2 separate regions of the Mus musculus genome follow, and region 1 is linked to region 2. A link is a loop called in an ENCODE intact Hi-C map of the cell type or tissue named here. Cell type or tissue: left cerebral cortex. All regions are shown on one strand. Links, peaks and the distances in the headings refer to the core of each region. The heading gives the core; the rest is flanking DNA. Region 1 has its middle 8.1 kb from the start of Mmp1b. Region 2 holds the start of Mmp1a (matrix metallopeptidase 1a (interstitial collagenase)).

Region 1 (16,108 bases), core at 5,183-13,182, 66 kb before region 2:
CTCCTTCCTGCCTGCTCCAACATACTAGTCAGGAAATTCCATCTTTATATAAGACTTCTTCTACTTCTAAAAAGCCAGAGGCTATATGACTCAGGCTTTGTAACATCCTCTTCAATGTAGAGAAGAATTCAGATACTGTGACCTCCAAGGAGATGATTTAGGCTGGTTTGGTGCAGCAATACCAGGATTAAATCCAGGACCACATGTGTGAAAGGGATGGCCTTCAGCATTTACACTGCTGATTTCTCTTTTTTATACCCATTGTATTTGAAAAAGTTTTTGGCTTGTAAAATTCCTAGAGACAGCCTAGTCCAAGAACTTGTGTGTGGGTGTGAGAGACTGTATGTGAGTGTGTAATGCATTTGAATATGTGTATTTGTGTGTGTGTGTATGTGGTATAATGTATTTTTACATGTTTTGTATGTGAATGTACATAAGACCAGAAGACAGCCTTGGTTCCTCATCCTCAGTGACCACCCATTTTAATTTTGGAAATGACCCGCATGTTCTGAGCTCACCCAGCATGTCACACATTCCCAGTTCTGGGATGTTACAAGCACATACCATCATGTCTCACTGTTTCATTAGAATTCTTGGATCAAACTCAACCTTTTCTTCCCTTGCACAGCCAGCCCTTCCCCAGTTGAGCCAGCCCTATAGTCCTCTGTGGTCCTTATACAAAGCAGATTTTGCTACTCAGTTCTCTGGTTGTCTGTACACACCTTGCTCCAAGGACAGAGGATGGGATCACTGACCCTGAGTGACAGCCAATATTCAGTGCCCACACATCTGGAACTCTAGGTCATGTAGTATTTACTGGGTTTCTGAGGCCTTCTGCCTTTCAAGAACTTCTGCCTTCTGCCTTTCAAGAACTGTGGCTACAAAATTGCAAAAGTACCATGGCCTCTCTTTATTTTAATCCAGGCTTATGCTGTGAGAACCTGACCAAGAAAATTCTCATCTAAGCTGGGAGAGGAAATATGAAGACTCACATAGACCCTGCTTATCAGCATCATGGGACAAAAAGGCTCCATCTCTGAAATCTGTCTAAATGTAACAGGTAAAACAGTCTAGCAAGAGACTAAGTGTGATTCTAGGGTCTTTGCTCACTGGAGGTAAGTGACATATATTGATACTGCACACACACACAGAGAGAGAGAGAGAGAGAGAAAGAGAGAGAGGCATATATCTATACTCATTCATACATGCACTAATATGCTCATCCATTCAGTAGGTCTCTCAGAGCCTCTCTTGCATAGCAACTACATGGATCACTGTGTACTGAAAGATGTTCATTCAAACACCCATGATTCATGTACAATTGAAGTAGGTGCTGACTCAAGGCATCTGTGTCCCCACTAGTGAGACAAGGTGGTCTGTCTCTAGGCTGCTCTATTTCTGCCCCTTCTCTCCTGAAAGGAACTCAACACTATACAGCACCAAGAAGCACTGACCTCCTCCACAAGGTCAGCTCCCCATCGTGTCACTCCCATCTTTGCACCACGGTCTAGTTTCTCAGGACTATTTCCACTTGTGGATGTCTGCCCTCATGGAGAAACAAGTGATACTTTATTGATAAATAATACTTTGATAGAATGGATGGTTGGATTGATTTGAAAGCCCTCATTTCCTCTCTTCACTTAACCACAGCTTCCTTGACTAAGAGCAGTAATACGTGAGTCAATCAGCATAGGAGGAAACTGAGAGAGGAGTGTTGGGGCCGGCCAGTGGCTCACATGTCCGGGTTCGAGCCTGGAAGGCATCTTGGAATCTGGAAGAAAAGAGGGAGCCTAGGCAGGTTGAGAAATAATGGAACCAAGACATGCTAGTCTGCTCAAGGTTCAAAATTTTAATGACAGACGCGCTTTATAAAAGGGGGGGGGGTCCATTCCTGCCAATTCATCCTTGGAGCCTGGAACCAGGTGCAGGTGATGACGTGCAGGATAGCGGCATAGTCTCCGGAATAGCTCTGGGGCCTCTCAGCAGGTAGCAGTATCTTGAAGAGGAACAGCGGCAGTGGCAGAACAATAAAGTGATCTAGGGAGGAAGGCTCCACCCTAGATAATCTCCTTAGTGGCAGCAAGGTCAAGTTCTGGCTGAGCCTGCTTCAGGCTTATGGGAGGCTACATCTCCTCCCTGTTATTAATATTAAAAAAAAAAAAAGCCTGGACTGAGGCATAAAATTTATTTATGGTCCACAGTCCCGACTGGGAATTATGGTGACTGGCGGCCGTGCCTGCCTTAGGATCTCAGATTCTCTCGAACCATCCAATTCCATCATCAGAAGTTACATACAGCTAGTTAGTGTTATAATTCACCCAAACATGGCTCTGTGGTATAATATCAACAACCACTGCGTTTTGGCATGTACCCTTGTACATGATTGTACACTTTGATTGGTATGATCCAGGATCTGGTTGGCCGTCATTGACTAACCGGCCCTCATAGAGCACCTTATTCCCAAATCAGACCAAAGTCACAATATGTACTTAGAATTGTTGATGAAAATTAATAACTGCCACCTGAGTGCTGTTGGGGGCGGAGATGCATGCTGAAGGGAGTTGACTGGCCTGCTTGAAAACAAAGTCTAGACAGTGAAAGGCACAGTACAAAAGCTTCTTTTGGGGAAGTCCAGGTACTCCATTCAATTGCAAATTAGCAATGATCAGGCTAGACTTAGAGCTCCCAGTGTGGGGGAGGTGACTTTGAAAATGACAGAAAGGCTTACCGCTTCCCTGGGAGTGGAGGCTGGGCTTTAATTTAACTTTTTGGCTAAAGAGGATTTTTAGCCATAATCAAGGTTAGAGTCATACTTACTTACTAGAAGATTCAGGATCTGTGTCTAGTTGATGAACTAATCTCTCAGGCAGCCATAGAGCTCCATCTTCTTTTTGTGAAAAAACACAGACAGAGCCCCTTCCCCAGATTAGGACCGGGTCTGGACCCTTCCATTCATTAGCAAATGGGTCACACCACTTTACCATGGCATAAGAACTAGAAGTAACTGGATGCCAAAAAGCAAAAAGAAATCCTGAGCAAGTATCAATACAAACATGTATATATTTTAATTTTCCAAATTCTGCATAATGAGTTACATCCATTTACCAAATATGATTAGGCACGTGGCACTGGAGATAATGTAACATTTAGGATATTGTTTTATAATCATTCTTGCCTTCTTCTTAGTGATCTTAAGTCGGAGCCTTAAGATCTGGCTAGAGAGATGAAAATTTTCATGATCACGCTTGGCCAAAGCAACAGGATCTGAAATTAAGGCTTCTCCTATTAGAGCTCTGTCGATGTAATCATTGCCTTCAGCTAAAGGTCCAGCAAGACAAGAATGAGATCGTATGTGGCCAATATAGAACAGGTGTTTTGGGGCAAGAATAATGTTTTGTAATTGTGAAAACAGGGATCCTGCTGGCATATTAAAGTTAAAAGTACCACAGGTCTCCAATAAGGGTACCGATTGTGCAACATATAAATTATCAGTAAAAATATTAAAAGCCTCATGCATAGACTGAAAGACATTCAGTACTGTTGTTAATTCTGCTAATTGAGCCGAGAGGCCAGGAGTCTTTATGATTACCTGTTGATTATTTATAAGATATCCAGCTCGCCCTTTAGAGGAGCCATCAGTAAACACCAGAACAGCACTGTGTAAGAGTTGTAAAGAGGTCATATTAGGAAATATCACTTTATGTACATTTAAAAATTTTATCAACCTATCTTGAGGGTAGTGGCTGTCTATAGTTCTTTTAAATCCTATTTGAGCAAGCAACCAATCCGTACTCTGTTGTTTCAGCCAAGTGTCTTAACTTATGCTGTGAGGCTGAACAATAATATCTGGCTCTTTGCCAAAATAAGTTAGTGCCTGCTTCATTCCAATGATAATCATCTGGGCTACTGCTTCATAATATGTCAAGATATAATGTTTAGGAGAAATCCTTGAATGTATCCACTTTAGAGGAGACTTTTGCCATAGCAATCCTGTAGGCACATGAATCGTATTAAAAATTAACAGGTATAATGGCAAAGAGTAATCTATATAAGTGACAAATTGCTCTTCAATAGATTTTTCCACTTGTTGTAAGGCCAGCAATCCTTCGGAGGTTAGGGATCTAGGGGAGGTAGGATCAGAACTCCCTTTAAGAATATCAAATAAAGGTTTCAACTCCCCTCTAGTGAGCTTTAAATAGGGGCAAAGCCAATTAATATCATCTAACAATTTTTGAAAATCATTCAAAGTCCTTAAGTTGTCTCTGCGAATAACTATCTTCTGGGGAAAAGCAGCTTGATCAGTAAGTCTAAAGCCCAAATATAAGGATCTTGAGTTTGTATCTTTTCAGGAGCTATCTGTAATCCCTTTTCAGCTAAAGCTTTTTGTAAATCTCTATAACACAAAAACAAATCCTGGGGGTCTTTTCCAGGCAACCCAGGACAATTTCTTAACTGTCCAAAAACAGTCTTTTTAAAGGAACAGTATTTTTTCTTATGAGTAACATAAGCAATTGAAAGCTTGAGAATCAATAGCATTTGAGGTGTGAACAATTTTAAGCAATTGTAAGTTCTGATATATATATATATATATATATATATATATGTATATATATATATATATATATAAAGATACAAATTAAGCTTGATTATTCAACATTTCAAAACACCATCTACAGCACACAATTTAATTATCTGTGCTGAAGCAGGTGAAAACTCAAAAGAAAAAGTGTGTGATCCAATTCACATCTACTTACTCCCCATAGAGGAGTTGTTTTTAAACACAATAATTGGGATGCATGCATGCATGGATTTATAGAAGATATAGAAGCATGCATTAAAACAATTTTTTAACTTATCTTTGGGATAATGATTATCAATTTTATTTAATTTTATTGATCAAACATCAATATTCTGTAATAACCAAATTAATGGCTGTTTGGAACAAGGAACAGACACTTAGTCAGGTTTTTAAGACACCATTTTTGTTATAGTTATTGTAAAATATATGAATTTATCTTACAATTTTTTGTTAGCACCAGAGTGGCTTAATAGGATGCTGAAACTGTGCTATGAGGTGAATGCCACCTCAGCCTCGCCCTTGAGAGGCATTAGCTAATAAAATACTTTCCACTTAAGAAACAATATACACTGAAAGACTCAAACTCTTAGCTTTTTGATTACAGCTCACTAGAAGCAAAACATCTTTGCATTTATCAGAATGAAAAGGAAAAAACAAACCCTTAAATCTATAATAACTTTATATGAAGTAGGCAAGCCAGATTGTAATGCTTTTATAAATTCTACATCCCGATTGACCTTTTTTATAAACTTAGAATTTAAACTTTATTTAGAACAACATCTGCAAAGGTGCTCTTACAGCTAAAAGGAATTGTCTTATGAAAGCAGGGATGAGAGAAGTTCTCAGAACTTCCCTAGTCGGTTTGGGAAACAAAGGAGATTTCGCACCAACTTTCCAGAGGCTGCTCTGAACTTGTATTAACTCGAACATAAAAAAAAATTTTCTAACCCAAGCATTTTGGCCCTTCTGTAATGAGGACAGGTTTTAGAACTACTAAGTTTCTTTGTAATATTAGATTGTAACTACAACCTTGGGAAAGCAAAACCCAATTTCAAAACAATTTATCACCATAAGAATCAACATTAAAACTTCACTACTACTTTGTGAGATTTGGCTGCCAATTTATTTATTTTTGGATGTAATTATATTTTAATTAAAGAAATATGAGCTCACACATGAGCACACAAATAAGTGTCAAATTAAAATAAGTCCTTGCTTTGTAGCCCCAGCTGGTCTTCAAAGTACTGGGATTACAGGCAGGCATGGGTATCCGCACACCCTACATCTTATTTAGAGGTCTTTTTTTTTTTAAATTAGGTATTTTCCTCATTTACATTTTCAATGCTATCCCAAAAGTCCCCCATACCACCCCCCAACCCCCTACCCACCCACTCCCCCTTTTTGGCCCTGGGGTTCCCCTGTACTGGGGCATATAAAGTTTGCAAGTCCAATGGGCCTCTCTTTGCAGTGATGGCCAACTAGGCCAACTTTTGATACGTATGCAGCTAGAGACAAGAGCTCCGGGGTACTGGTTAGTTCATATTGTTGTTCCACCTAGAGGGTTGCAGTTCCCTTTAGCTCCTTGGGTAATTTCTCTAGCTCCTCCATTGGGGGCCGTGTGACCCATCCAATAGCTGACTGTGATCATCCACTTCTGTGTTTGCTAGACCCCAGCATAGTCTCACAAGAGACAGCTATATCTGGGTCCTTTCAGCAAAATCTTGCTAGTGTATGCAATGGTGTCAGTGTTTGGAAGCTGATTATGGGATGGATCCCTGCATATGGCAATCACTAGATGGTCCATCCTTTCGTCACAGCACCAAATTTTGTCTCTGTAACTCCTTCCATGGGTGTTTTGTTCCCATTCTAAGAAGGGGCAAAGTGTCCACACTTTGGTCTTCGTTCTTCTTGAATTTCATGTGTTTAGCAAATTGTATCTTATATCTTGGGTATCCCAAGTTTCTGGGGTAATATCCACTTATCAGTGAGTACATATTGTGCGAGTTCCTTTGTGATTGGGTTACCTCACTCAGGATGATGCCCTCCAGGTCCATCCATTTGCCTAGGAATTTCATAAATTCATTTTTTTAATAGCTGAGTACTACTCGATTGTGTAAATGTACCACATTTTCTGTATCCATTCCTCTGTTGAGGGGCATCTGGGTTCTTTCCAGCTTCTGGCTATTATAAATAAGGCTGCTATGAACATAGTGGAGCATGTGTCCTTCTTACCGGTTGGGACATCTTCTGGATATATGCCCAGGAGAGGTATTGTGGGATCCTCCAGTAGTACTATGTCCAATTTTCTGAGGAACCGCCAGACTGATTTCCAGAGTGGTTGTACTAGCTTGCAATCCCACCAACAATGGAGGAGTGTTCCTCTTTTTCCACATCCTCGCCAGCATCTGCTGTCACCTGAATTTTTTATCTTAGCCATTCTGACTGGAGTGAAGTGGAATCTCAGGGTTGTTTTGATTTGGCTGCCAACTTATACCTATGAATGAATGACCCTGTGAGTTTAATGTTCCATTAAAGAGACATTGCTTTAAATCTTATCTTTTTTAATTTTGTTTTTTTATTAGGTATTTATTTCATTTACATTTCCAATGCTAGCCCAAAAGTCCCCCACATGCTCCCCCACCCACCCACTCCCACTTCTTGGCCATGGCATTCCCCTGTACTGAGGCAGATAAAGTTTGCACAACCAATGGGCCTCTTTTTCCACTGATGGCTAACTAGGCCATCTTCTGATACATATGCAGCTAGAGACAGGAGCTCCGGGGTACTGGTTAGTTCATATTGTTGTTCCACCTATAGGGTTGCAGACCCCTTTAGCTCCTTGGTTACTTTCTCTAGCTCTTCCATTGGGGGCCCTGTGATCCATTCAATAGCTGACTGAGCATACACTTCTGTGTTTGCTAGGCCCCGGCATAGTCTCACAAGAGACAGCTATATCTGGGTCCTTTCAGCAAATTCGTGCTAGTGTATGCAATGGTGTCAGTGTTTGGAAGCTGATTATGGGATGGATCCCCGGATATGGCAGTCTCTACATGGTCCATCTTTTTATCTCAGCTCCAAACTTTGTCTCTGTACCTCCTTCCAAGGGTGTTTTGTTCCCACTTCTAAGGAGGGGCATAGTGTCCACACTTCAGTCTTCATTTTTCTTGAGTTTCATGTGTTTAGGAAATTGTATCTTATATCTTGGGTATCCTATGTTTGGGGCTAACATCCACTTATCAGTGAGTACATATTGTGTGAGTTCTTTTGTGATTGGGTTACCTCACTCAGGATGATGCCCTCCAGGTCCATCCATTTGCCTAGGAATTTCATAAATTCATTCTTTTCAGTAGCTGAGTAGTACTCCATTGTGTAAATGCACCACATTTTCTGTATCCATTCCTCTGTTGAGGGGCATCTGGGTTCTTTCCAGCTTCTGGCTATTATAAATAAGGCTGCTATGAACATAGTGGAGCATGTGTCCTTCTTACTGGTTGGAATATCTTCTGGATATATGCCCAGGAGAGGTATTGTGGGATCCTCCGGTAGTACTATGTCCAATTTTCTGAGGAACTGCCAGACTGATTTCCAGAGTGTTTGTAATCCTACATTCTAGAATAAGAATCACATTAAATAGTATCTCAGCTAAAAGTATCTTAGGAGGCCCAGTTTTTTGGCCTGCTATGCCACATGTTTGAAAAGACTCCTGAGTTGCCAATTTAAGGCTAACCCTCTGTTACCAATGTAACAATTATTTAATCCTAACCAATGACTTATGAGCTGATTGGGAAGACACACAGAGCACATTACCAGTAAAAAACCAAATGAAGCAGTTACACTAGCACCTTTCTAAACTTTCACATAGCTCTAAACACATACACAAAACACACAAAACAGAAATCAACAGCTCCAGACACATGCAACCCTTTCTCATCTTCCATGAGCAGGCAAAAGAATTAGAAGGGTAAGCTTCCATTTCATAAACAAAACTTGGTCCCTCTGACCGATCTCCAGAGACTGCCAGACGTCTCTGGGTCTCCCTACTCCCCAGGGCGTCCCCTGAGGAGGTAGGGGTTTTCCTAGAACATCTGCTGACCACAGTCCTCTGGTCCTTACAGCCTGAAGGGACAGCTGCAAATACCAAGCACATGTTTCAGAAAACCCCATCGTCTATAAACACCAGAGAAACCAAACTCAGGTGGATCTAAACTCAGACTACACCATGTTTCAGAGACATGGGACAAAACACAGACAACAAACCAACACAAGGAGCACATGTTCGTTTCCAGAAATATAAGACAGACACTCAGAAAAACACACCGGCCAGCACGCACACAAGAGGTGCCCCGATTTTCTCTCTGTCCCTGGGAGTTTCAAAAACCACTTTCCTCCCGCCTGATGGAGTTTCCAACTGCGGCCATCTGCCTGATTATTAAATCCCTTTTATTAAACCCTATTATTTCTCTCGCCTAAAACAGCAGCTTCTGGAAGCTGCAGCTGACTGCCTGCCTGTTGAGTTCCTAGTTCCAGATAGCTCACTGCTGAAACTAAGTGAATCCAGTGTGCGGGTTTAGTGCCGTTCCAGTTTAGCCCATACCAACCTTCTCCGGTATGAATTTTCTTTAATTCTTTTCTTCTTCCATGGAGCTCCAAACCAGCACTGCTTCTTCCAAATGTCCTCTGCCTTTCCCAGGCCCTGCGTTGGTTCACCAAATTGTTGGGGCTGGCCAGCGGCTCACATGTCCGGGTTCGAGCCTGGAAGGCATCTTGGAATCTGGAAGAAAAGAGGGAGCCTAGGCAGGTTGAGAAATAATGGAACCAAGACATGCTAGTTTGCTCAAGGTTCAAATTTTTAATGGCAGACACACGTTATAAAAGGGGGGGGGGGGTCCATTCCCGCCAATTCATCCTTGGAGCCTGGAACCAGGTGCAGGTGATGACATGCAGGATAGCTCCGGAATAGCTCTGGGGCCTCTCAGCAGATAGCGGTATCTTGAAGAGGAACAGCGGCAGTGGCAGAACAATAAAGCGATCCAGGGAGGAAGGTTCCACCCTAGATAATCTCCCTAGTGGCAGCAAGGTCAAGTTCTGGCTTAGCCTGCTTCAGGCTTATGGGAGGCTACAGAGGAGCTCACAAAGACAAACCTTCTTTTCATGGGAATCAGATGCAGTGTAGGTGGGCATGATAAGGCTTCAGTGTTGTGACCTCAGCTCAGGCAAGGAACACAGGGAAACATTGCCAACAGGAGCTGGACAGGGACAGTTAAAGGTGGGTGGCATCTAAGATGCTCTTGTTATTTATTTTGTTTTTAAAATAAGGTTATTTTCATAGAATATATTTTGAACATAGGTTCTTTTCCCTCATACTCTCCCCACACTCTCACCCTTCCTTCTAACTTCACTCTTTCCCTGTCTCTTAAGAAAACAGACAGACAAACAAAAAGGACAAACAAGGAAAAAAGAAAATGAGCAGAAAGTAAAATAAACAAGCATCACACACACACACACACAAACACATACACACATACACACACACACAAAGTAATATGAGACCCTCAAAATATTTCTAAAAATACCATTGAGCTCATTTTGTATTGGTTATTTATTGCTGGGCCTGGGGCCCTGCTTTATGTGTGATTTGTGTATCTAGTGTGGCTCCCTTGGAGAAACTAGTTTTCCCCTGGGAGCAATTATCAACTGGGGGTCGTTTCTTGGTTACTTCTCCATCTAAGCACTGGGCCCCATCTGGTTTGAACCTATGCAGGCTCCCTGTATTTTATCACTGTCACGGTGAGTTCATACTGTTTCAGTCCTGTGAGACTGTAAGGCATTGTTTCCCTGGTGTCATCCATCCCCTCTGGCTTTCACAATCTTTCTACCTCCTCTTCCGCATGCATAGGTCCTTGACCCCTGAGGGGAGAGATTTGATAGAGACATCCCAGTTAGAAATAAGTGTTTCAAAATCCTCACTCTGCACATTGTTCACTAGTCATATTCACTATTAGTTCCTGACTCCCGAACAAGAGTCCTTCGCTGATGATGACTGAGACACTTATCTATGGGTATAGTAGAATGTCATTAGGAGTCATTTTATTACTATTTTCTTTTAGCAGTATGGTAGTGTTTGGGTCAATCCTAGGTCCATTGTCTGTCTAGTCTCAAGTTCTTGGCCACAGTGAAGTATCAGGCATGAGTTCCCTCTCATGGACTGAACATTAAATCCAATCAGATTATGGTTGGCTACTCCACTGATACTTGTGTCACGATTAAGTCAGCATATCATGCAGACAGATCACCATTGTAGATCAAAGGGTTTGGAGCTGAGTTGATGTTTGGCTTTCTCCTTTGTTAGTGTGCACAGTACCTTCTAGTACAATGAAGACTAGTCAGTGGGATTCAAGGTCCTAGGAAAGCATCAGTTGAACTTTCCAATGGTCAGTGAATGATGTAGATGCTGTCTTCAGCAACAGGGTCTTCACATCAGATTGTGGAGAGCAGCCAATCACATTGGTAATAGCCTGAGTTGTTTTGGAATTTCTATTGGGTCTGTCATAGTTAGTGTTTCATTGCATGAAAGGACTACGTCAGCAAGGCAACTCTTCTAAAGTCTTGCATTAAAACTGGAGTTCATGGGGACCCAACCTATTCAATCCACCATCTTCTACTCCCTAACCATCATAGGTTTATAGTCATAACATAATGTAAAGTGTGTTTAGTCCAGCTTCACAAGTCCCCATAATCCTCACATTCTCACCAAGGTATAGAAGTCTGAAGTTCAAAGCATCTTCTGATGTCATGAAATCTCTTAACTGTAATCCATTATATAATCAATTTTTAAAAAATACATTACATACTTCCAACATCACAGGATATACATTACCATTTCAAATCATAGATGTGGGAGCAGAGTGAGGAAATACTAGACCAAAGCAAGACCAGAAACCAAGTTGGCATACTCTAAATTCTCCATCTCCATGTCTGATGTCCAACTCCTTTCAGCTTTGTTGACTGCAACACAATTCTTTCTCTTGGGTTGGATCCTGTCCGTTATTCACTTTCCTTGTCAGGTAGCCCATAGCTCTCATATCTCTAACATCTTGGAGTCTTGTCATGGTTTGAATATGCTTGACTAATGGAAAGTGCAACTATGAGAAGGTGCGGCCTTGTTTGTGTAGGTGTGGTCTTTTTGGAGAAAGTGCATCACTGGGAGTAGACTTTGAGGACGTATGCTCAAGTTCAGCCCAGTGCATAAAAAAAAGCCTCCTCCTGGCTGCCTGCTTAAGACATTCTCTCCTGGTTGCTTTTGGGTCAAGATGTAGAACCTGAAGCCTGCATTCTGCCGTTCTTCCTGCCATAATAATTGACTGAACCTGTAAAACTGTAGCCAGCTCCAATTAACTATTGTCCTTTAAAAAGAGTTTATTTGGTCATAGTGTCTCTTCACAACAATAAAATCCTAAGACAAATCTCTAAGGCAATTTCAACTTTGGGGCTTCTTGTTTCAATGTCTGGGATCCAGGCATGATCTTCTGGACTCCTCTAAAGGGTTTAGCTCACTGCCCTCTGACTCCAGTCCACTGGCGCTGCTTTTCTTGGTTGTCATCCCATGGTACTGGCATCTCCAGTATGCAATGGTCTTTGGATGCAACTAGGCTTCACCAATAGCCTCTCATAGGCTCACTTCATGGTGCCAAGGTACAATTTTTTTGCATGACCCCTTCAGACCTGGGTCTTCAACTGCCACTGAGGCTGTGCTTTCACCAATGGCCTTCTGGTCCTCTCACAGTTCCAAGCCTCTGCTCCTCTCCATGACCCTTTACATGCCTTCAAACAAGTACCACCTGGGTGATTCTGACATATTACCAAGTCCAGCTGCCTGCATGATGTTTATTTCTAGAACACAGTTTCTTTTGTGTTCTCAGAAAAAAAATACTTCCCATAAGATTTCACCTCTGTAATTGTTGGTCTCTTCTTAATCACAGCTAATTTCTTAGATACAGCTAATCAGCATCAATTGTATTGGTAACCTTTTCTATTCTTAACTCTAAAGTCAGAGCCATATGTCTGAAACTGCCAAGTTCTGCTGCTTGCTGGGGCTGGAACATGGCTCCCTTGTTCTATCACATGTTCACCAGCTTTCTGTTGTCAGGGTTTCCTTCACTGCCTAACCTTGGGTGTCCTGTAACTTGCTCTGTAGATTGACTTTGAACTCAGGGATCTGCATACCTCTTGTTTCCTGAGTGCTGTAATAAAATGTGTATACCTCCACACCTAGACCTAAGCTTTTCTCTACCTGGACCAGATAGCTTTAAACTCTTGCTCTGTACCAGGCTGACCTTAAACTCAGAGATTTGCTTGCCTCTGTCTCATGATATTGAAAGCCTGTGCTATCATGCCTGGACTTAAGTTTTTCTTTAATTTCTTTTCAAAGATCTTTATAAGTCTTAGATTGTAGTTCATTCCAGATATAGTCAAGTTGACAACTAGGAACAGCCAGTATAATCAATCCCTTGTTAATCTGACACACAATCATATCTCCTCATGTCCAAATGAAAACAAAAACCAAGTCATAATAACACCTAACATGATATAACTATCCCTTGTTCAACTGCAAATATATAATAAGCTCATCTGGGTGAGATATTACCCCGAGGTCACCACTCCTTTAATTCCATTTAATATCCTTGAACACAGAATTTAGCTCCATTGAATTTCCTGGTGCCCCTTCAATACTTGTATTGGCTGGTTTTGTGAGTCAACTTGACACAGGCTGGAGTTATCACAGAGAAAGGAGCTTCAGTTGGGGAAATGCATCCATGAGATCCAGCTGTAAGGCATTTTCTCAATTAGTGATCAAAGGGGGAATTCCCCTTGTATGTGGTGCCATCTCTGGCTTGGTAGTCTTGGGTTCTATAAAAGAGCAGACTGAGCAAGCCAGGGGAGCAAGCCAGTAAAGAACATCCGTTCATGGTCTTTGCATCAGTTCCTGCTTCCTGACCTGCTTGAGTTCCTGTCCTGACATCCTTTGGTGATCAACATCAATGTGGAAAGTGTAAGCTGAATAAACCCTTTCCTCCCCAACTGCTTCTTGGTCATGATGTCTGTGCAGGAATAAAAACCCTGACTAAAACACTGAGCATGCAGGCAGCTTTGGGTGTGATTCCCAATGCCAGAGAAAAGAAAAAATTAGACTCTTTTTGGAAACCAGATGGCAGTTGCTTTTCGTTGAAATGTAAAGAGCAGTAATGGAATATGAAAATTAAATGTTGCACCTGGTCACCTAGGGCGAAGAGTTGGCGGATACCCCCACGATCCCTAGAGGACTCTCCACAGGATCTTAAAATCACTGGTGAGTGGAACACAATATCTGTGCCAATCCAATCGCACAGGACCTGAGAGAACAGAAGGAAAGCAGAAAACCGGCTTGACCAGGGGCACAACTCCCTTCCAGCCATTACCAGCAGCGGGTCACCTTTGGCACAGAGTTGGCACACACCCACACAGTCCCCAGAGTACACTTCTTTTTTTTTCCATTTTTATTATGTATTTAGCTCATTTACATTTCCAATGCTATACCAAAAGTCCCCCATACCCACCCACTCCCCCTTTTTGACCCTGGAGTTCCCCTGTACTGGGGCATATAAAGTTTGCAAGTCCCAGAGGACTCTTCAAGTGATCTTAGGATCACTGGTGAGTGGACCACATCATCTGTTCCAATCTAATTGTGAGGGGCCTATGACAGCAGGAACAAGGACATCAGAGCCCTTCCTAACCAGAGGCTCAGGTTCCTTTTGATCAGTTCTGGTTTACCTTGGTTTGGAACAGACCAGAGAGCTCCACAGTTTTCAAAGGAGACACCACTTCCAGGCACTGTAACAGGCCCAGGATCTTAGGACAACAGGATCTCAGGATAACAAGAGCTGGGTCACACAGTATTTCAGGGTCTCAAAGGAAGCTTGACTGCCAAAAACTCTGACACACCAGAATCTCAGGTTCACAGGAGCCCACAATCAAAGGATCACAAAGAAAGCTGGACTCTGAGGAGTCCTGAATCAACTGGGATTATAGGAAGGGCAGGCTCCAATCACATATATTGAGGGCAGCAAGCACTTGAGATAATCAGATGGCAGGAGGCAAGCATAAGAACAGAAGCAACAGAAACCAAGGTTACTTGGCATCATCAGAACCAAACTCTCCCACTGTAGCAAGTTCTGGATACACCATCACACCATAAAAACAAGACATGATCTAAAGTCACTTCTCACAATGATGATAGAGGACTTTAAAAAGGAAAATACAGAAAAACACATATAAATAGCTAGAAGCATTTAAAGAGGAAACACAAAAATCCTTAGGGAGTTATACGAAACACTACCAAACAGGTGATGGAATTGAATAAAACCAACCAAGATCCAAAAATGGAAATAGAAACAATAAAGAAAACCCAAACGGAGACAATTTTGGAGATAGAAACCCTAGGAAAGAAATCAAGAACCAGAGATGGGAGCATCAACAACAGAATACAAGAGATGGAAGAGAGAAACTCGGGTGCAGAAGATTCCAAGGGAATATGTACACAACAATCAAAGAAAATGCAAAATGCAAAAAGATCCTAACTCAAAACAGCCAGGAAATCCAGGACACAATGAGAAGACCAAACCTACAGATAATACGAGTAGATGAGAATGAAGATTTTCAACTTAAAGGGACAGCAAATATCTTCAACAAAATTATAGAAGAAAGCTTCCATAACCTAAAGAAAGAGATGCCCATGAACATACAAGAAGCCTATAGAATTCCAAATAGTAAAGCAGAAAACCCGGCCTGACAAGGGTCACAAGTCCCTTCCAGTCAGCACCAGCACCGGGGCATCTTGGGCACAGAGTCTGCGGACACCCCCAAGGTCCCCAGAAGACTCTCCACTGGATCTTAGGATCTCTGGTGAGTGGAACACAACTTCTGCCAAGAGGTAGGTTCAAACACCAGATATCTGGGCACCTTCCCTGCAAGAGGAGAGCTTGCCTGCAGAGAGTACTCTGACCACTGAAACTCAGGAGAGAGTTAGTCTCCCAGGTCTGCTTATAGAGGCTAACATAATCACCTGAGGAACAGACTCTAACCAGAGACAACTATAACAACTAACTCCAGAGATTACCAGATGGCGAAAGGCAAACGTAAGAATCTTACTAACAGAAACCAAGACCACTCACCATCATCAGAACGGAGCACTCCCACCCCACCCAGTCCTGGGCACCCCAACACACCTGAAAAGCTAGATCCGGATTTAAAAGCATATCTCATGATGATGGTAGAGGACATCAAGAAGGACTTTAATAACTCACTTAAAGAAGTACAGGAGAACACTGCAAAACAGGTAGAAGACCTTAAAGAGGAAGCACAAAAATCCCTTAAAGAATTGCAGGAAAACACGACCAAACAGGTGATGGAATTGAATAAAACCATCCAAATCCTAAAAAGGGAAGTAGACACAATAAAGAAAACACAAAGTGAGACAACGCTGGAGATAGAAAC
Region 2 (16,108 bases), core at 3,358-11,357:
TTATTCATAAAGAAAATGGAACACTTGCTCGGCTAATGTACCACTACAAACAGGAAAATACAAAAAGGGCATTCTCTCCACCTAGACATATGTTTTCTGCCATATCCAATGGAAAAAGCTAAGGGTGAGGCTGACATTACAGGGCTAGCTTTTAATAACTACAATGTGAGTACTATCATGTATGTACTCACAGCAAACTAGTTTGAATGCCTCATTTTGCAAATGAGGGAGTCAAGGCTATCCATTAGCTTACATATTTCCTCAGCATTGTTCCTTCCTGTCTCAATCATCAACGTGGCTCACAACTACCCTGTGTATACATGAAAATATCATCTTGTACTGGGCATGGTTGTGCACCCCTTTAATCCCAGCACTTGAGAAAGAAGGCCAGCCTGATCTACATAGTGAGTTCCATAATAACCAGAGCTGTATAGTGGGACCCTGTCTCAAAGAAAAAAAGAAAGAAAGGAAAGAAGGAAGGAAGGAAGGAAGGAAGGAAGGAAGGAAGGAAGGAAGGAAGAGGGGGGGAGAGGGGGAAGGAGGGAGAAAGAGAGAGAGAAAGGAAGAAAGAGAAGTAAATGGGATTCTGTCTCAAATAAATAAGTGAATAGATTTTATATATATACATACATACATACATACATACATACATACATACATACATACATTCATGGAGGAGGAGGAGAAGGAGAAGAACAAGATGAACAAGAAGAACAAGAAGAACAAGAAAAACAAGACCAAGAAGAAGAAGACCAAGTCCAGGAAGAAGAGGAGGAGGAGGAGGAGGAGGAGGAGGAGGAGGAGGAGGAGGAGGAGGAGGAGGAGGAGGAGGAGGAGGAGGAGAGCCGGATGGTGGTGGTGTACACCTTTAATCCCAGCACTTGGGAGGTAGAGGCAGGCGGATTTCTGAGTTTGAGGACAGCCTGGTCTACAAAGTGGTTCCAGGACAGCCAGGGCTACACAGAGAAACCCTGTCTCAAAACAAACAAACAAACAAACAAACAAACAAAAAAGGAGAACTAATCATCTTGTGCTCATTTTGTATCTGTATGTGCCACAAGGTGAAGTCCATTTGCAAAGGGCAATTACAAAACCCATTTCTCATCCCTCAGTATCACTTGAATTTTAATGCCTAACATGCAGAGGGCTCACAGTTACCTTTAGACTTTTTATCCACTAGACAATAATTTATTAATCATATTCCAAGTGCCAGGCATTTTGATAGACTAGAGGTATAGAAACCCAAAAGTATGCATACAATTCCTGGCTTCATTGGGATAATTATAATCATCATTAAAATCTAGCAAAGATGTACAAATAATCATAAATCTGGAGAAACAGTTATAATGTTAAGGAGTTATAAAAGAAAACACACTTTTGTGTATACTTCTAGGATGCTCTTCTTGGAACTATATACTTTCAAGAGAAGATGTTAGGGCTGGGGAAAACACAGAACAGAATCTGGCTGTGGTGGAAGGTTGGAAAATGAGAATATATAAGCAGAAGAAATTTCTAAGCAGCTTTGTACAAAGGACAGTCAACATGAAGAAAGGCTGTAGACTTTGCTGTGATCTAGCTTCTGGCCCCTGCACTCTTCTATTCTGATTCTCTTCTGTAGATTTTACCTAAAGGCTCCAGAATGGCTTAGTACCTATTGTCCCCAGAACCTTTGACACTAAAAAGGTCTAGTACTCTGTGTTTACAGGAAGTGCGGACTGTCTGACCTGAGGGTAGGGGGAAGGAGAACAGATGCTGGGGATCTACTGAGGAGTTAGCAATAAACCGTCAGAAGATTGAATTTGATGCAATGAGAAGGTAAAAACCCAGCAGCTCACCAATCAGTGAAATTATATTATATAATATAAATACTAGACATATTATAGTTAGACTTTGGAGTTCCTGCGATTAAAGTTGTGTACTACCATGCCCAGTTACAAGGATTTGAGGAAAGTTGATGGCTGAGGCAGGGAGGGGCTTTACTTAGGGAATATGTAAGTTAAAGTGATAAGTTTGAGTTCCTCACCTGTGAAATGAGACATTCAACCTAGATTATTTGCTATGAGTACAGAATTCATTCCTGTTATTAAAAATCAGCCCTATCGCCGGGCGTGGTGGCGCACGCCTTTAATCCCAGCACTTGGGAGGCAGAGGCAGGCAGATTTCTGAGTTTGAGGCCAGCCTGGTCTACAAAGTGAGTTCCAGGACAGCCAGGGCTATACAGAGAAACCCTGTCTCGAAAACAAACAAACAAACAAACAAACAAAACAAAAACCAAAAGAAAAAAAACAACCCAAAACAAAAAACAGCCCTATAATATGTCTCTATTATAGGATATGTATGTAGGTATTTGTGTATGCATGTATATATGGACAAGAAAAACCATGAGCCATTTTCTTCAAAGTAGAAAGTTGGGGAAGTAAAAAACTCAGTGGAAAGCAGAAAGAATCAGGGGTGTGAGTCAGTGGAGAGACACTTGCCTAGCATGTTCCATGTCCTGGGTTCAAATACTTGCTCCTCTGAGAAGTCAGCAGCAACAACAAACAAGAGTCTCTGTACTTTTACTACATGACAGGAAGAATGTCAAGCATTTAACAAAACTAGTATTTTAACAATTTGGCTGGGCAAGAACTCTGTTAAGTAAATCTAATCACATCTTTCTGATAAAGGAGTTGAAGGCAGAAGGAAATACTTGTCCCATCATACTGTGCAGGTCAGAAGAGAGACCTTGCTACCTTTCTTTTTTCAATCGGGAAAAGGGTAAGGGAGAGTAGTTTGGAGGAAAGTAGTGATAATTTCTCAGGCCAGAAGGACAGGGCCATGACAGGGAGGCTCGAGGACATTAAAGAAACAGTCCTGGTGGCTTCAGATGCTCGCTCTCGGTTTCAAACCCAAGTTCTATGCCCAGCATGGGCACATGCTGGCCCTGCAATCACAAAGACTCATGTCTCTGTCCAAATGATGCTGTCCCTGTGACCTAGGACTAGGGTTTGGGCTTGGTGGGTTCAGACTGTCCTTGTAATCGCAGAAATCTGCTTGCCTCCACATCCTAAATGCTGGGATTAAAGGTCTGCAATGCCACAGTAGGCCCAAGTAAGGGTTTTGTTTAAGTACAGGATGGTTATTTATAAAAGCCTGAAAGTTTCTAGACTATAGCACAAATAGATGCCTGCAAGATGAGCTATTTTCTGAACCTTTGTGAGCGTCACACTGTATGCAATTGTTTCCACATTGGATTCAGAGTGGTTACATTATTTTCTCTCTTGAGTGAGCTTAGTAACCATTGTTTTCTACATCCCAGGGAGACAGGAAAGGGCATTTCTCTAAAACTTCGTATTCTGTCTCCAGATCTATCAACAGTACTCTTGTGAATATACCCAAAGGACTCTACATCCCACGGCAGAGACTCTTGCTCAGACTTACTCATTGGTCTTCGATTTATAATATCCTGAAATGGGAAACAACTAAGATTTCCTGAAAGGAACAGGAAAACATAGTACATTAATGAAAGGAATGTTATTTAGCTGTTAAAAATATGAAAATCAAAGGCAAATAGAGCTATAAAAAGTCATCCTGAGTAAGACAACCCAGACCCCAAAAGACATACACACTCACTTGTAAGTGCATGTTAGCTGTTAAGTCTTTGAGAGGCAAGCTGCTTTCTGAATAACCACAGAGGTTAGCTATAGAGAAGGAACTAGTGGGGAAGAAAGGATCTCCAAAGGGAGGGGAAATACGCTCTATAGTTGGGAGAAACAGGAGGGCTACTGAAATAGGAGGATTAAACAGGAAGGTCAGGGAAGAGGAGGGTAAGGGAGAAAATACACAGAAGAACTGCTAACAATATGGGATTTTTGAAGGGGCATACAAAAACATACATTAGAAGTCTCTTAAAATATATACATACATGAAAGAAATCTACATGGGATCACTAAATAATAAGGCAGCTAGAGCCCCAACTAGGCATTACTGTCAATCAAGTGAAATCCCTAGTGAGTACCAGGAATGGGATCTATCTAACTCAGTTGTTATCGAATGGATCTGTGGTAGTTTGAGTGGGGTGGACCCCCCATAGACTTCATGTGTTTAAATGTTTGGCCCACCGTGAATAGTATTATTAGGAGGTGTGGCCTTGTTTGAGGAAATGTGTCATCCAGGGGATGTCACCCAGAGCTTTGATGTCTCTACCTATGCTCAAGCTCTGCCCGGTGTTGAAGAGTGAGCTGCCAACCTAACACACTCTCTTGGCTGCCCTCAGATAAAGACCTAGAACTCTTGGCTCCTCCAGCACCATATCTGGATGCATATTACCATGTTTCGATCCATGGTGATAGTGGACTAAACCTTTGAAACCATAATCGGACCCCAATTAAATGTTTGCCTTTTAAAGAATTCCCTTGGCCATGTCATCCCTTCACAGCAATGAAACACTAACTATGACAGACCCAATAGAAATTCCAAAACAACTCAGGCTATTACCAATGTGATTGGCTGCTCTCCACAATCTGATGTGAAGACCCTGTTGCTGAAGACAGCATCTACATCATTCACTGACCACTGGAAAGTTCAACTGATGCTTTCCTAGGGCCTTGAATTCTACTGACTAGTCTTCATTGTACTAGAAGGTACTGTGCACACTAACAAAGGAGAAAGCCAAACATCAACTCAGCTCCAAACCCTTTGATCTACAATGGTGATCTGTCTGCATGATATGGTGACTTAATCGTAACACAAGTATCAGTGGGGTAGCCAACCATAATCTGATTGGATTTAATGTTCAGTCCATGAGAGGGAACTCATGCCTGATACTTCACTGTGGCCAAGAACTTGAGACTAGACAGACAATGGACCTAGGGTTGACCCAAACACTACCATACTGCTGAAAGAAAATAGTAATAAAATGACTCCTAATGACATTCTACTATACCCATAGATCAGTGTCTCAGTCATCATCAGCGAAGGACTCTTGTTCAGGAGTCGGGAACTAATAGTGAATACAACTAGTGAACAATGTGCAGAGTGAGGATTTTGAAACACTTATTTCTAACTGGGATGTCTCTATCAAATCTCTCCCCTCAGGGGTCAAAGACCTATGCATGCAGAAGAGGAGGCAGAAAGATTGTGAAAGCCAGAGGGGATGGATGACACCAGGGAAACAATGCCTTCCAGACTCACAGGACTGAAACAGTATGAACTCAGCGAGACTGTGATAAAATACAGGGAGCCTGCATAGGTTCAAACCAGATGGGGCCCAGTGCTGAGATGGAGAAGTAACCAAGAAACGACCCCCAGTTGATAATTGCTCCCAGGGGAAAACTAGTTTCTCCAAGGGAGCCACACTAGATACACAAATCACACATAAAGGTAGGCCCCAGGCCCAGCAATAGATAACCAATACAAAATGAGCTCAATGGTATTGTTAGAAATATTTTGAGGGTCTCATATTACTCTGTGTGTGTGTCTGTCTGTCTGTCTGTCTGTCTGTGTGTGTGTGTCTGTGTGTGTCTGTGTGTGTGTCTATCTGTGTGTGTCTGTGTGTGTGTGTCTGTGTGTGTCTGTGTGTTTGTGTCTGTGTGTGTGTATGTCTGTGTGTGTGTGTGTGTCTGTGTGTGTCTGTGTGTGTGTCTGTGTCTGTCTGTCTGTGTGTGTCTGTGTGTGCGTGTGTGTCTGTGTGTGTGTGTCTGTATGTGTGTATGTGTGTGTCTGTGTGTGTGTGTCTGTGTGTGTGTCTGTGTGTGTGTGTGTGCATGTGTGTGCGTATGTGTGTCTGTATGTGTGTATGTGTGTGTCTGTGTGTGTATGCATGTGTGTGTGTGTCTGTGGTGTATGTGTGTGTCTATATGTGTGTATGTATATGTCTGTCTGTGTGTGCGTGTGTGTGATGCTTGTTTATTTTTCTTTCTGTTCATTTTCTTTTTTCCTTGTTTGTCATTTTTGCTTGTCTGTCTGTTTTCTTAAGAGACAGGGAAAGAGTGGAGTTAGAAGGAAGGGTGGGAAGGTGAGGAGAGTATGAGGGAAAAGAACCTATGTTCAAAATATATTCTATATATTTAAAATATATAGAATTTTAAAACCTTGTTTTAAAAACAAAATAAAATAACAAGAGCATCTTAGATGCCACCCACCTTCAACTGCCCCTGCCCAGCTCCTGATGGCACTGTTTTCCTGTGTTCCTTGCGTGAGCTGAGGTCACCCCGCTGAAGCCTTCTCATGTGCACCTACACTCCATCTGATGCCCATGAAGAGAAGGTTGGTCTTTGTGAGATCCTCTCTCAGTTTCCTCCTATGCTGATTGACTCACGTATTACTCCTCTTAGTCAAGGAAGCTGTGGTTCAATGAAGAGAGGAAATGAGAGCTATCAAATCAATCCAAACATCCATTCTATCAAAGTATTATTTATCAATAAAATATCGTTTGTCTCTCCATGAGGGCAGACATCCACAAGTGGAAATAGTCCTGAGAAACTAGACCACGGTGCAAAGATGAGAGTGACACAATGGGGAGCTGACCTTGTGGAGGAGGTCAGTGCTTCTTGGTGCTGTATAGTGTTGAGTTCCTTTCAGGAGAGAAGGGACAGAAATAGAGCAGCCTAGAGACAGACCACCTTGTCTCACTAGTGGGGACACAGATGACTTGAGTCAACACCCACTTCAATTGTACATGAATCATGGGTGTTTGAATGAACATCTTTCAGTACACAGTGATCCATGTAGTTGCTATGCAAGAGAGGCTCTGAGAGACCTACTGAATGGATGAGCATATTAGTGTATGTATGAATGAGTGTGGATATATGCCTCTCTCTCTCTCTTTCTCTTTCTCTCTCTCTCTCTCTCTCTCTCTGTGTGTGTGTGTGTGTGTGTGTGTGTGTGTATGTGTGTGTGTGTGTGTGTGTATGTGTGTGCAGTATCAACATATGTCACCTACCTCCAGTGAGCAAAGACCCTAGAAACACACTTAGTCTCTTGCTAGACTGTTTTACCTGTTACATTTAGACAGATTTCAGAGATGGAGCCTTTTTGTCCCATGATGCTGATAAGCAGGGTCTATGTGAGTCTTCATATTTCCTCTCCCAGCTTAGATGAGAATTCTTCTTGGGCAGGTTCTCACAGCCTAAGCCTGGATTAAAATAAAGAGAGGCCATGGTACTTTTGCAATCTTGTGGCCATAGTTCTTGAAAGGCAGAAGACCTCAGAAACCCAGTAAATACTACATGACCTAGAGTTCCAGATGTGTGGGCACTGAATATTGGCTGTCACTCAGGGTCAGTGATCCCATCCTCTGTCCTTGGAGCAAGGTGTGTACAGACAACCAGAGAACTGAGTAGCAAAATGTGCTTTGTATAAGGACCACAGAGGACTATAGGGCTGGCTCAACTGGGGAAGGGCTGCCTGAGCAAGGGAAGAGAAGGTTGAGTTTGATCCAAGAATTCAAGTGAAACAGTGAGACATGATGGTATGTGCTTGTAGCATCCCAGAACTGGGAATGTGTGACATGCTGGGTGAGCTCAGAACATGAGGATCCTTTCTAAAACTAAAATGGATGGTCACTGAGGAAGAGGAACCAAGGCTGTCTTCTGACCTCATGTATGTTCACATACAAAACATGTGAACATACATTACACCACATATATACACACACAAATACACATATTCAAACACATCACATACACACAAACATACACACCACACACACACACAAATATGCATATCCAGATACACAATACAGACACACATACACACACACATGACTTTGAACTATGCTGTCTCTATGGATTAATAGGACAGAACCTTTTTCAAATACAATGGATATGAATAAGAGAAGACAGCAGTGTAAATGCTGAAGATCATCTCTTTCACACATGTGCTGCTGGATAGTCCTGGTATTGCTGCACCAAACCAACCTAACTCAACTGCTAAGGTCAAAGTGTCTGATTTCTTCTCTGCTACAGAAGAGGATGTTGTCAACCATGAGTCACATAGCCTCTGGCTTTCTAGAAGTACAAGAAGTCTCTATATAAAGATGGAAGTTCCTGACTAGGATGTTGGAGCAGGCAGGAAGGAGGCCACTGGTGATTTTGCCCAGAGAAAAGCTTCAGCATGCCTAGCCTTCCTTTGCTGTTGCTTCTCTGGGCTGCTAGCTCATACAGTTTCCCTGTGTTTCACAACGGAGACCGGCAAAATGTGGAGACAGTCTGGGTAAATGAATACTGCATTACAGAAATGGTGTTTGCTAGAAATGTAACCTTCTCAAAATGTGTATAGTCAAATCTATATACCTCTTTCTGGTTGGGGTAGGGGGGACCCAAGCAAGGAGGGGCAACTCCCTCTATAAATGTGGATTTGTAACAAAGTGCAAACCTCTCCTACAAAACTACATACTTTTCAGTTGTTAATGCTGGGATGGTCTCTGCTCTAAAATAATTAGGATAATGAGGGTAGGAAAGCCTAATCAGAGCTTGAAAAGTAATTCTCTATTTGGCTAAAATATCAGGATGTCATTTTAAAACCATGAGAGCCATTTTTCCTCTTAGATTTTCAATAACTTTAAATATTTATCTATTCCTAATTATGAGTGTGTGTGTGTGTGTGTGTGTGTGTGTGTGTGTGTGTGTGTGTATGTGTGTGTGCCATGTGTACATTCCCCCAGGTCGAGGCCAACAGAATCTTCAGATCACCTGGGCCTGTACTCTCTGCCAGCAGTAAGTGCTTTTATCTGCTGGACCATCTCTCCAGACCCTAGTAGTTCATTATTGTTATATTTTATCAGAAATACCTGGAAAACTACTACAACTTGGGCAAAAACATGCAAGCTAAAAACGTGAATGGCAAGGAGATGATGGCTGAAAAGCTGAGGCAAATGCAGCAGTTATTTGGGCTGAAAGTGACTGGAAATTCAGATCCTGAAACCCTGAGAGCTATGAAGAAGCCCAGGTGTGGGGTGCCTGATGTGGCCCCATATGCCATTACTCACAACAATCCTCGTTGACCAAAACACATCTGACATACAGGTAACTAGAAGGAGAGTCACAACGGGGGCATATCTATACCACTGGGACAGAAGGAAACAAGATCCACTGTGTCTCCATGTTATTTTCTTAGCATTTTAAACTACACACCATATTTGCCAAAAGCAGTTGTGGAAGATGCCATCGCGAGAGCCTTTAGAGTCTGGAGTGATGTGACACCACTTACGTTCCAAAGAGTCTTTGAGGAGGAAGGCGATATTGTGCTCTCCTTCCACAGAGGAGGTAAACTCTTCACCCTCACTTTGCCCTTCAACCTCTTCTGCTTTGTAGGAAGAGTTCCTTGTTGAAGAACATTATTGATTTTCTGGAGCCGAAGAGGAAAGTAGTATCACAATGGATGGAAGAACATTGACTGCTCAACAAAACTCTGAGCTAACCAACATGAGAACTAAGTGAGCCTTTTGATGAATTTTTGTTTCTTGCAGACCATGGTGACAACAACCCATTTGATGGACCTAACTATAAGCTTGCTCACACTTTCCAGCCAGGCCCAGGTTTGGGGGGTGATGTTCATTATGACCTTGATGAGACGTGGACCAACAGCAGTGAAAGTAAGTTCACCAACATTGTTTCTTGCAGTTTACCTGGACCTTCCGAGTTCCTTGCAGTAGGCAGAATGCGTTAATTGAAGCAAATAGTCTATCACCACTCAGAGACTTAGGAGTACACTGAGAAGCATGAGACATGAGTATTTTCTGATTGCATATTGCCTTCCTCCTGGCAAACAGGTCACTCTAAAGCTTCTCTGTGCTAAGTCCTCTGCATAAAAGTTCTGGTTCTTTAGCTTGAGACGTTCATGGGACTCCTAACAGTGGGAATGGAGTTGTCTCTTAATTTTTGCCTGTGCTCAGGAGCCTTTTGATCCTACTGGGTTTCCTCATCAAACTAATATGAGGGTTTGCACATAGTCTTATGGCATCTTGTTGTGCTGTTGATATCAATGGGAAGGCTGCTCTTTTCTAAAGGGAAACAGAAAAGATAGAAGGGAGACAGGAAGTCAAGGGAAGGCTGGAAGAGGTAGAAGGCAGAGAGGCTGCAGTACATTCAGGATATATTAAATGAGAGAAGAATAAAAACTAAAATTCAGAGGGTTTGTGAGATGTGACATCTGAAATCCTCATTTTTATTCTCAGAACCCATTTGGTGGAAGAGAACTGAATCCTTTAAGCTGTTCTCTGCCTTCTACACAGGCATCCTCAGTACACACTGTGTTTACGAACACATGTGTGAGTGTGCACTCATGCTCACACACAGACACACATGCACACGCACATGAGCAAACAAAGATACTCTAAACAAATAAAGTAATTTTTTTCAAAAGGAAGGAGGTATTGAATATTTAATATGTTTCTTATGGGCCTGGAATTTTCCTTACAGGAATGATGCAATAAAACAACAAATTTGTTATTAAATTGGAAGACTGAATGATAAGAAGGTGTTTTCTGTAATTTCAAATTTTCACACACTGTGTGTCTATCAGCTTTGTAAATAAGAAGTACAAACTGTTAGCAGAGTTTCATTGCTCCTCTAAGACGGATCTTTTCCCAGCTCAGGGTTAACATGGACTCAGCTGAGCTGGACCTTAAGTCAATAAGAGCTCTATTGTATAATATAACCCTAGAGTGTAAGCTTGGCTGTGCCTCCTTATTATTAATAGATGCACACTTCCACTATCAGGAAAAGACTGTATATGCATGTGTGTAGTTTAAAAAGTGACTAAGAAGGTGTGAATGTTTACCCTGGAAGATTATTTCCTTAATAATATCTCAAAACCATTTTTAATAATTAGATTGATCTCTTTGTCCTGCCAGATTTCAACTTGTTCTATGTTACGGCTCATGAACTGGGTCACTCCCTTGGGCTCACTCATTCTAGTGATATAGGAGCACTAATGTTCCCCAGTTACACGTGGTACACTGAAGACTTTGTGCTAAACCAGGATGATATTAATCGCATCCAGGACTTATATGGTAAGTGAACCAACCTTAGCTGCATAGTCGAAGGCATTTTCACCCTCCAGGTGGCCTTTCAGAACCATGGAGACTAACTCCAGCTCTCTTCTATTCTTTAGGACCTTCCCCAAATCCCATCCAGCCAACAGGTGCAACAACACCACATCCATGTAATGGTGATCTAACCTTTGATGCTATAACTACATTTAGGGGAGAGGTGTTTTTCTTCAAAGGCAGGTAAGATCATCATTGTTTCCTAGGCTCTTTATTCACTATTATAAGCCACCAATAGGGCTCATGTGTTAGCCTCACACTACAAAGTAGCAATTGCTTACATTTCTTCTCTCTCTCTCTCTCTCTCTCTCTCTCTCTCTCTCTCTCTCTCTCTCTCTCTCTCTCTCTCTCTCTCTCTCCTCCCCCTCTTTTCTTAATTTTTACAACTTATAATGACTGATTTTCCACATGCATTAGGTCAACTTGTTCAGAGATAGTATCACTTTAGGGAAAACCTGAAAATATGTCACTTTATGGATCTGTAAATTAGGGCATGGAAAAGGGAGAGTTCCTCAGAGCTCATGGGTAGTATAATATATATTAGTCTCCTGACCCCCAATTCAGACCTCTTTTAGGTATGTTGATCTGTGTGTTGATAAGTATGATGGTACTTTACAAGTAGAAACTCTTTTAAGATACATTTTCCCAACAATATGTGTGGGTATGTATGTATGTATGCATGTATGTATGTATGTATGTATGTATGTATGTATGTATGTATGTATTATGTATGTATATGCCCCTCTAAACCTTTTATCAGCTTTTCTCTGCTTCTGAAAGGTCTCTCAGCCCTTTTAGAGGCTCAGGAAAGAGAAGGGAAGAAGCCATTGCTGAAAGAGTTCTGAGTCCTTAGATCTTCTCCCAGGCAGAGAAGAGCAGCCAGGATGCTGTGCATCCTTCCACATATGAGGGAAGTAAAACTCCCTGTCAGTGTGTGGACCTAGAAGCATGCTGGTCCCTTTTCACAGAAGGACTACACTTGCATCCTCCACACCACAACAATTTCTACATATCCAGGAAGCATACCTGATGCTCCCCACCAAAAAAGTGAACATGGCATAGGAACTCCACAGCCCTGTATCTCTCCAGCTCTTCTTCTCAGAGCACAGTTGGTGCTGGCTGGCTATGTTGTGACTACATCTACATCCACATTCAGATATTGGCTCCAAGTGCTTTCTAGGATCTTCTTTACTACTTATGAGAATGAAAGATAAGGTTGGGTCCTGCATGATGGGAAGGTTTGAAATGTAGCCTTAAAGGAAATCTCAAGGGCTGGGAATGTGGTTTAGTAGATCGGCCATACACAAAGAACTGGTTTGATCTGAAGCATCAAATAAATCCGTGTATGATAGGACACAGCTGTAATCACAGCACATGAAAGGTAGAGCTAGGAGCTTCCAAAGTTCCAGTTTGCACTGGAGAGACAGCTAAACAGTTAAGAGCACGTGGTGCTCCTGCAAAGGACCCGTATTTGAACTCCAGCACCAGCATCTTAGCTCACAACCTCTGTGGTATATAATTAGATCATTTCCCCATTTCCTTTCCTCCCTCTAATCCCTTCCATACATACCTCCTTGCTCTCTTTCAGATTCAGGGACTTTTTATCATTGTTCTTACATGTGCCTATGTATATACATATGCAAATCCCTAAATATAAACTGCTCACTCTGAATCCTGTTATTTGTATTTATATTTTTAGGGCTGTGCTTTTGGTATTAGTTAACCAATTGGTGTGCTTTTCCCTGAGAAGACTATCTCTCATGTTTCCAGTATCTCTTAGTTGCCTGTAGTTTTTTTTTTTTTTGGGGGGGGGGGGGAGGGGGCGGGGCTGAGCTCTTGTGGGCCTTACTGGTCTACTGTGGCAATTGTATTGTCCTTGGTCAGCCCATGTTTATGTAGTCATTGATGAGATTTTACAGGTGTAGCTTCAGACACTCCTAGGAGACAATCTCACAGCAAACTCTGGTGCTCTGGTTCTTATACTCTCTCTACCTCCTCAGTGATCCCTGAGCCTTAAATATGGGAGTGCTTTTTAGAAATATCAACTCAGACTGAGCTCTACAACCCTATATTTGGATTTGTTATGGTTTTCTGTAGTGTTTTCTGTCTGGTGCAAAGAGAAATTTCCTTGTTGAGGGGTGGATACTACATTTATTTATGGGTATAAGAACAATTATTTAGAATGTAGTTAGGGATTATGCTAGTTAAGTGGTCAAGATCTACAACACCACTACCTCTGGCACAGTTTATCTCTTATTGATCATGTCTGAAGTATGATTAGAGAGCTGTTGGTTACCTTCAAGTTATGCATGCCAGCCACTACTGCACCCTTAGGTTATAATGCCAGGCTGCTCATTTGTGAAGTTCATAGCTGCCATAGCTGGGTAGGACTGCTGCTTGCCTCCCTCCTTTGGAAGCTTGCATGGCACCTTCTGGCATCACGATAGCTAGTCCTTGGGAAAGAGGCTTTCAGGTTAGTTTCAGCTCAAGAGCCTCTAGGCCCTGTGTCTGAAGTGTACAAAGTCTTTAGTAACAGGGGAGTTATCTTCCACTTATAGAGAGCAATCAAGGACATCAGCTATAGCCCATAATATTTTAGGAGTCTCTTGGACAATCCTGACCAAGAACTCACAAGAGGGCTTCTCATAATAGTGTTGGGGGTTTATAGGGTGGTCTTTGGCTCTTGGAGAGATCATTGTTAGCCCAGATGGAAAAATCTTACTTAAAACTATATATGTCTATTTATGTAGCGACTTATGCATATTATAGGGTTTTTCTTAGGATGATAGTTAATAGTATGATTTCTTATTACTTTTTCAGACATCTCCTCCCTCCTTGTGTATTTATTTCAATCCCCCTTCCTAGTTAGAGCTACCCCTTTCCCGTTTTTCTGATCAAGTCACTTGTGTCATATCATTCTCCTCTCGATTGCTCCCACCTTCCTATCCTGGTAATGACCCCTTTTTACTTTCTTGATTACTGTAGTTATTGCAGGGTATGTACTCACATCGGACGATTTAGAGGTAGGAGCCTCCAACAACTTAGAACATTTGCTGTTTGTCTTTTTGGCTTACATCATTCAATATGATCTTTTCTAGTTCCATCCGTTTCTCTGCAATGTTCATAATTTCCTTTTTCTCTTTGCAGCTGAATAATAGCTCATGGTGTATGTGAACCACATTTTCATTATCCATTCATCAGTTGAAGGACATGTAGGTTACTTTCATTCTCTAGCTATTGTGAATAGAGCAGCAATGAACATGGATGAGCAAATACCTATGCGCATATGCCAAGGGGTGGGTCCACACTGATTTCCACAGTGACTGCTCTGGTTTGCAGCTCCTAACAACAGTGAAGGAGACCCTTTTTGTTCTTTCCCAGCCCCCATGCAGCATTCATTGTTCTTTGTTTGCTTGGTCATTTCCATTCTGACTGGGTTAAGATAAACTCTCAAAGGTATTTTGACTTGAATTTGCCTAATTGCTAGAAAGAATAGACTGGTTTTGATACATTTCCTAGTCATCTCTTTTCTTCTTTTGAGAATTCTCTTTTTGGGTCCCAAGCCCAATTTTTAATATGTCATTTGGGTTTTGTTGGTGTTGGTGTTTTGAGTTTTTGTTTATTTTGGTTATTAATCCTGTGCCATATGTAGAGCTGACATAGATTCTCTCCCATCTGGACTCACTCCCTTTCTAGCTTTTATTAGGAAGCATCAGGCTTTTAAGGAACAATAATAAAATACAATAAAATGAGGTAAGATAAAACAAATAAATCAGAGTTGGACCAGATAAGCAAACAGGAGCAAAAGAGCCCAAGAGAAGGCACAACAGATTCTCTCATATGCACACACAGGAACCACATACTAACACTAAACTTGGAGCTATAGAATATTCATAGAGAACTTCCTACTGACCCGTGCAGCCCTTGTGTATGTTGCTCAGTCTCTGAGAGTTCCTGCAATTAATCAGGTGATCATATGTCACAAATTAATTATACATATTGACTTAGAGGGCCTTATTTTCTTGGTGTCCTCTATCCCCTCTGGCTTTTATTCTCTTTCTTCCTACTCCTCCACAGGATTCCCTGAGCCCTGAGGAGAGAGATTTGATGGAGACATCTATTTAGAGCTGAGTTTTCTAAGGTCTCTCACTCTTTGCATATTGTCCGGCTGTGAGTCTCTGTATTTGTTTCCATTTACTGCAGGAAGATGCTTCATTTTATTGCTACACACACACACACACACACACACACACACACACACAGAGAGAGAGAGAGAGAGAGAGAGAGAGAGAGAGAGAGAGAGAGAGAGAGAGAGAGAGAGAGAACTCTTGTTTTACTTTAGATCCCTGGGCTATCTAGTCTTTGGCTCTTGGTCAACCAAGCAGCACTGGGTATAGGTGTTATCTGGTAGAGTGGACCTTAAGTCAAATCAGATATTGTTGGGTTGCTCTCACAACTTTGTGTCATTGCACCACTATATCTTACAAGCAGAACACCACTGTAGTTCAAGGATTTGTAGCTGGGTTGGTGTTTACATTTCTCTTTGGGTAGCATTCAGGTTCCTTCCTGTACCAAACTTAGTATGGGTGAAGGCTTCACAGTAGGCACCATCTTGATTTCTCCATGTTCAATGAGCTGAATAGGAGTTAACTTCAACAATGAGTACTTGTAGCTAGTTTGTGGAACCTAAGGAGGTTTGAAGTTTTCATGTTATAGGTCCTTCACTTCCTTGGTTAGGTTTATTCCTAGACATTATATTTTCTTTGAGGTTATTTTGAATGGGAGTGTATCCTTCTCCATACATTTGCTGTTGATGTAAAGCTAAGCTATTTATTTGTGTGAGCTGATTCAGTATCCTGCAATGCTCTGAATTTGTTTAATGTTTCTATAAGTTTTCTGGTTTAGGGATCTTAATTTTAGGGATCTCTAATGTATAATAGCAACTCATCAGCAAATAAAGGGAGATTGACTTCTTCCCTCTCTGCATCCCTTTAATTTCCTTCTCTTGATCTATTGCTCTAATAAGTACTATGAGCATGATGGTGAGAAAGACTAGGTAGGGATAGTGGGCCTTCCTGT

The links. Peaks named below come from ENCODE experiments on the same cell type or tissue, not always from the same donor. Only the 100,000 strongest peaks of a DNase experiment are listed, where the experiment ranks them.
Region 1: it touches region 2 in a loop (4-fold over the local background); 2 of 42 quality-filtered maps call a loop at or near these places.

What each region holds. Positions count from the first base shown.
Region 1 is chr9:7,388,027-7,404,134 of GRCm38, forward strand. No RefSeq gene overlaps it. Among named protein-coding and RNA genes, the nearest start is that of Mmp1b, 8.1 kb to the left of the region's middle. In left cerebral cortex, for the core only: no CTCF peak of the experiment used is centred there; no DNase peak of the experiment used is centred there.
Region 2 is chr9:7,456,103-7,472,210 of GRCm38, forward strand. Mmp1a (matrix metallopeptidase 1a (interstitial collagenase)) reads left to right here and starts at 8,039. Exons shown (of 11, transcript NM_032006.3): 1 at 8,039-8,193; 2 at 8,765-8,980; 3 at 8,983-9,005; 4 at 9,097-9,245; 5 at 9,449-9,574; 6 at 10,835-10,993; 7 at 11,095-11,212. The coding sequence starts at 8,095. In left cerebral cortex, for the core only: no CTCF peak of the experiment used is centred there; no DNase peak of the experiment used is centred there.